Linked DNA regions of Homo sapiens: region 2 is linked to region 1. A link is an interaction called in ENCODE POLR2A ChIA-PET data of the cell type or tissue named here. Cell type or tissue: MCF 10A. All regions are shown on one strand. Links, peaks and the distances in the headings refer to the core of each region. The heading gives the core; the rest is flanking DNA. Region 1 overlaps HDAC9 (histone deacetylase 9). Region 2 overlaps HDAC9 (histone deacetylase 9).

The links. ChIA-PET counts read pairs that join two places held together with the same protein. Peaks named below come from ENCODE experiments on the same cell type or tissue, not always from the same donor. Only the 100,000 strongest peaks of a DNase experiment are listed, where the experiment ranks them.
Region 2: POLR2A ChIA-PET joins it to region 1 with 5 read pairs; 2 of 35 experiments call an interaction of 5 or more read pairs at or near these places.

Annotation. Positions count from the first base shown.
Region 1 is chr7:18,889,243-18,892,066 of GRCh38, forward strand. All of the region lies in intron 22 of HDAC9 (histone deacetylase 9), which reads left to right. The region is part of intron 2 of HDAC9-AS1 (HDAC9 antisense RNA 1); the gene reads right to left. Among named protein-coding and RNA genes, the nearest start is that of HDAC9-AS1, 11 kb to the right of the region's middle. In MCF 10A, for the core only: no CTCF peak of the experiment used is centred there; a DNase peak (open chromatin) is centred at 1,179.
Region 2 is chr7:18,801,630-18,804,453 of GRCh38, forward strand. The region is part of intron 17 of HDAC9 (histone deacetylase 9); the gene reads left to right. Among named protein-coding and RNA genes, the nearest start is that of HDAC9-AS1, 99 kb to the right of the region's middle. In MCF 10A, for the core only: no CTCF peak of the experiment used is centred there; no DNase peak of the experiment used is centred there.

The sequences.
Region 1 (2,824 bases), core at 138-2,637:
CTGGTTATCTTCTCAGCTCAGATATCACCTTCTCAGGTCAATTTTCCTGACCAGTGTACCCATCCTCCATCATGCTCTATCACTTCTTTGACGTTACTGTGTGTTGTTAACTACTATGTGTCCCCAGGGGCTAAAATATCACCTCAGCTATTGTCTAGGCTCCAGAAATATTTATTGACTTTCATGTATGGAGTGATTTAAAAAAAAATGATCTATTTAAAAATATATTTAAAGTCAATCTCTTTATTTTTTCTTTTACTTGAAAAGTTTGCTGCATGGGTGTTTATTCAAGATATTTTCATAATAAGCATCCATGTTGTATTGTGCTTGTTGCTATAAAAAAAAGAAAAGGAAACAATGATCAGCCTGCCAGACCAGTACTTGGCAGTGGTTCAAAAAGCAGGCTCCACAGTATATACACCTTTATAGGACCAACACATGGGTCTGCCACTTTTCTTCTTTGTTTTGTCGTTGAGATAGTGTCTTGCTCTGTCACCCAGGCTGAAGTGCAGTGGTGCAATTATGGTTCATTGCAGCCTTTAGCTCCTGGGCTCAAGTGATCCTCCCACCTCAGCCTTCTACATAGCTAGCACTACCGGCCTGTGATACCATGCCCAACTCATTTTCCTGTAAAAAATTTTTTGTAGAGGTAGGATCTTGTTATGTTGCCCAGGCTGGTCTTGAACTCCTGTGCTCAAGTGAGCCTCTTAGCCTTCCAAAGTGTTGGGATTACAGGCGTGAGCCACCGCCACTGGCCACTGCCACTTTTCTAATTGCGTGACCTTGGGCAACTTACTTTCCCTTTTAGTGGGCCTTAATTTCCTCATATGCAAATAGGACTATATCTCATAGATTTATGAAGAGTAAATACAGAAACTCATTTAAACATCTCAGCCTAAAGCCTGACATTTAGCAAGCACTCAACAAATGTTAGCCAATATTAGATAGTCTTATCATGTCCATGTGCCTCAAAAGAGCTCTGGATTATAACATCTTTAATGCCTGCATAGCAACTCTTAATGCATGACAGTTGAACAGTTCTAGATCTGTGTTTTGATAACAGCATATAACTATCTGACTTTTAAATGCTTCAAACCACCTAACAGATGAAAACTGCTGTAATGAGCAACCACCAAAAGTCTACAATACACGAGTCATAGAGTTTTGGAGATTTGTTTTGGAGAGTTTTGGAGATCTGCCCATAGGATGACTCTCCCAGACATCTATGTAACAAGGAGTCAGTTTTGATAGCCAAGCACACGTAAATAGTACAGGTTTAATAATATTTGGGACATTTAGCAAACTTCTTCATTTAGTAAGCATTTCCATAAACATTTCAAAGATTTTCATATGTGGGAAAGAAGAGTTTATGCTGCTCAAGATAAATACAAAGAATGAAACAGAGGGAACGTTTCTGTTGATGATTGGAATTATACCACATCCATTGTGGTCGATTACCTTTTGAAAAGCAGATTTTTTAAACTAAAAAGGAAATTCACTACAGTGTAACATAGAAGTATTAATATTTACTTTGGGGCTGTAACATAGAAACTTATCTTTGATGGCACCGTAATATAAACTTTAAGCGAAAGTAGAAAATAGATGAAAGGATAGGTGGAGCTAGTGATGAAAAGACAAAGGTAAGCCCAGAGAGACCAGGCAATTAGACCAAGGTAGTGTACTCAGGATTTAATTTATTTAGCTGACCTGTACTGACCTCCAGCAGTCTAGGATATTTTGGCGAGTCTGTCTGATCTGGGTTTCATAGCACGTATTTGTGCGCTATATAAAATCCAGCTGTCTCATTTAGAATTGCTTATCTCAGATTCAGAATGAGCTGCCAGCTCTGTTCATTTGTTTGCACTTTTCTGGATCTACTATAAACAGTTTTCTCAGATGTTGTTACTCTTTAGTCAAAGATTTCTCCCCACAGCACTTTCCTTATGCACAATATTTCCTTCCTGCCTTAGGGTAATCATGTAAATAAAGTGAGTCCCTAAAACCACTTTGTCGCCCAAGTAGCCAGCAGAGGGAATCATTTATGAAATGTAGTTAATTTCAGTAACTGACAAGCACATGAAGTGCCTAAAGAAAACAGGAGTGTCAGGCTACTTGGGATGGTTCCAGGAAGGTCCTCTACTTTAAGAGCTGCATTTTACTAAGGATCCTGATGGTTATTAGAACTTTTCCTGTTGTTTTACTCAGTAGTCTCCAGGGGACTATTTGGCACTTGGGTGCAAAATGAGATCAGCAATTAGGAAGAACCACTGCAGGCACTTGAACAGTAAATCATTGAGTACCAGGCTTAAGAGCTAGTAAGTACCAGGCCAAAGTAATAGCCTAAGGATGGTGGCAAGTCTGGCTTCTTAGTCTTTCCAGGGTGCTTGGGGCCCTAGCTCCTTGTGTGACTGACTTGAGGTGGTGTTCAGATATTTAGCAATGGGAAAGTTGTAATCAACTTTCAATCCCAATAGATCACCAAAGGTTTGGAAGTTTCATCAACTTGGAACCTGAAAAGTCTACACTATTCACATCTATTTAAGGGCAGCCCTAGACCCACCTTCCACATAGGACACATAGGACAGAGATACTAGTGTCAAACAGCCTGGCAGGTCTTTGTATGAATGGATTCATTCCCTCTGGGGGTGATCTATTTGATTAGATCCAGCTTATCTATTTGATGACACCCATGTAGGTAAAAAATAAAAATAAAAAATAAATCTTGGAGAGTAAAATAAGTAATTTTTTACTTGCAACCAAAGGCACAATTACCACTTATTTCCAAGCTCTGATTACTTCATTTACTCCCATGTAACAATCAAGA
Region 2 (2,824 bases), core at 103-2,602, 88 kb before region 1:
GAGTAATAGTTCGGTAAAAATTGGGAAATTTGTTTTCTCAACGTTTGGTAAAACTTTCCTCTAAAGTCACAGAGCCTTGTTATTTAGGAAGATTTGTAACTACTGATTCAAATTCTTTCATTATTATGAAACTATTTGGAATTTGTATTTCTTTTTGAGTCAATTTAGGAGTGTTGTATTTTTTCTTGACATTTACATATTGGAGCCAAATTTTCAAAATTAGTCATATGAATCCGTTCATAATATCCTCTTTTAACACTTCAATGTTTGCAGGAGCTTTAGCAATATATCTTTTTCATTATCATACCGCTTATTTTTCCTCTTTTTCTTGATCAACTCTGTCAGAAGTTTGACAATTCTCTAATTCCTGTAGAGCAAACTTTGGCCTTTGTAGATGTCATATATTTTATGAATTTCTTCTATTTTTATTATTTATTTTATTTGGGGGGAGGTCATATATTTCTTTTAATAATTTCTTAAATTATTTAGCTCATTATTTTACAACCTGTAGTCTTTTCTACTTATTAGAGCTATAAATTTTTCTTTAAGTACTATTTGAGTTACATGCTGTTTTCTATAAAGAATTCTCAAGAGTTTAGTTTTTAAAATGTCTTATTTCCATTATCTCCTTTTTTGAGCCATTAGTGTATTAAATGTGTATTTTTAAATTTCCAAACGTATGAGTGTTTTAGTCACAATTTTTGTTATTGACTCAATTTAAATATAAGACATTCATAAAATTTGATCTGTATCATACTAGTTCCTGGAAGTTTATGAGACCCGCTTTATTGACAAGTGTTCTTGCTATTTGTAAAATGTTCTTTGTGTGCTTAAATAGAATCGGCATCCACATATTATTGAGTGTAATATTTTATATGTCCATTAGCACAAGCTTATTAATTATTTTGTTAAAATAGTCCATATTTGGCTGCAGGATTTTTGCAAGATTCTATAATGGCTATTTAAAAATGTGGTGTTGAAGTTTCCACATATCATGATAGATTTTTTTATCTTTATGGAACTGTTAATTTTTGCTTTAGATATTTAAAAACTCTGTTATTAGGTACAGTAAAATTAAGACTATTATATGCTTATAAATCCTTTATTAATATTTAATAATTATCTTAAGTAAATATTTTTATCCTCAATTATATTTATGATATTAATATAGCAAAAACAGCTTTTTTTCTTTTCTAGTATTTTCCTGGCTTATCATTTACCATTCCTTTACTTTCAGACTTTCTCTTTATTACATACTAGGTCTATCTCCTATAAACAGCATTCCTGGATTTGTTTTCTAATATGACTGTGTATTTTAATTGGGGAGTTCAATTCACTTATATGTGTTATGATTTATAATATACTGAAACATATCTCTATCATCTTATTTTGTTTTTTCTTTTTGTTCCATTATTGGTTTGTCCCCTTACTTTCACCCGCCCCTTGCTTTATTTTTAATTAAATTAGTTTATTTTTTCTCTATGTGACCTCTTTTTTCAGAAAATGCACACTTTTTTTCTATTATTTTAGTAACTACCTTTAAAAATTTAACCTACTTATAACACATCCTAAACTTCACTATCTTTTTTTTCCCACCAACAATACAAGAACTTTATGTTTTCTTTCTATTTTAAAGCAATAGTCATGTCCTAACTTACATGCTTAGGACTTTAGTTGTATTTATAAAAGACTAGTAGCACTGACGAGGTATGATTGTACTGTTTTAACCATCAGTGTTTCTCTATACTTGCTCGCTATTTACCATTTTTCTTATCACCATTTATGATTGTATCTGAAACCTCTGTTCTGGGATTGTTTTCTTTCTTCCAGGACATTTTTTCGGATTTTCCTTACTGACGGTTTCTCAGTTTTTATTTATCTATGATGTCTTTTACCCTCATTCTTGAAAGACAGCTTTGCTAAGTACACAGTTCAAAGTTGATAGTTTCTCTCAGCACTTTAAATATCTTCTGTGCTTTTCTGGCTTCCAATTTTGATGAGGAAAAATCAGCTGATAGTCTGATGATCATTTCTTGTAGATTTTCTATTTTTTTTCTCTTGGATTTCTTTTAATGTCTTCTTTTTGGATTTGTTATACTGTGTCTTGCTTGCCATGTATTTTTAGTGGATTTTACTCAGTCAAGTTGTTTAAAATATATACGTATTAGGAAAATCAAAATTTAATGCAGCCAGTCAGTGATATTTTGTGATATATCCCTTGCAATAGACTGCAAGCAACCTTGCTGATTTCAATAATCAATGATTAATTTATTTAAAAAAAACATGTTTCAAGTACCTATCATATGCCAGAAACTACTTTAAATACTGAAAATACTGTGGTGATCCAGACAGGGAAATTAGGTTTCCTGCTGAAGAGCAATGATAAAGAGATAAACAAATGGACATATGATACAAGTTCATGTGAAAATGTGTTATGGATAAAAGTAAAGGATGAAAGAGAGCTAGAGGAAGGCTGAGCAAGAAGGCTAGCTCTGTTAGCTTATCAGAAAGCTTTACTGATAAGGAGAGATTTGTGCTGAGTGAATTAAGGGAAGCATTATGTAGATATGTGGGGAAAGAATATTCCACACAGGAAAAAAGCAAATACAGAAGCTCTCTCAGGGTGGGGCAAATAAGCAGGTCTTGACATGTTTAAGAAACTTCAAGGCCTGAGCGTCTGAAAGTGAGATGAGGTTAGAGAGATAGTCAAGTGCTACATGATGGGATGCATGTACACGTCCACCCTCACACATACACACAAACACGCTGTGGTTCATACACACGTATGCATACGTAAATAATATTAAAAATGAAGGGTCTATTT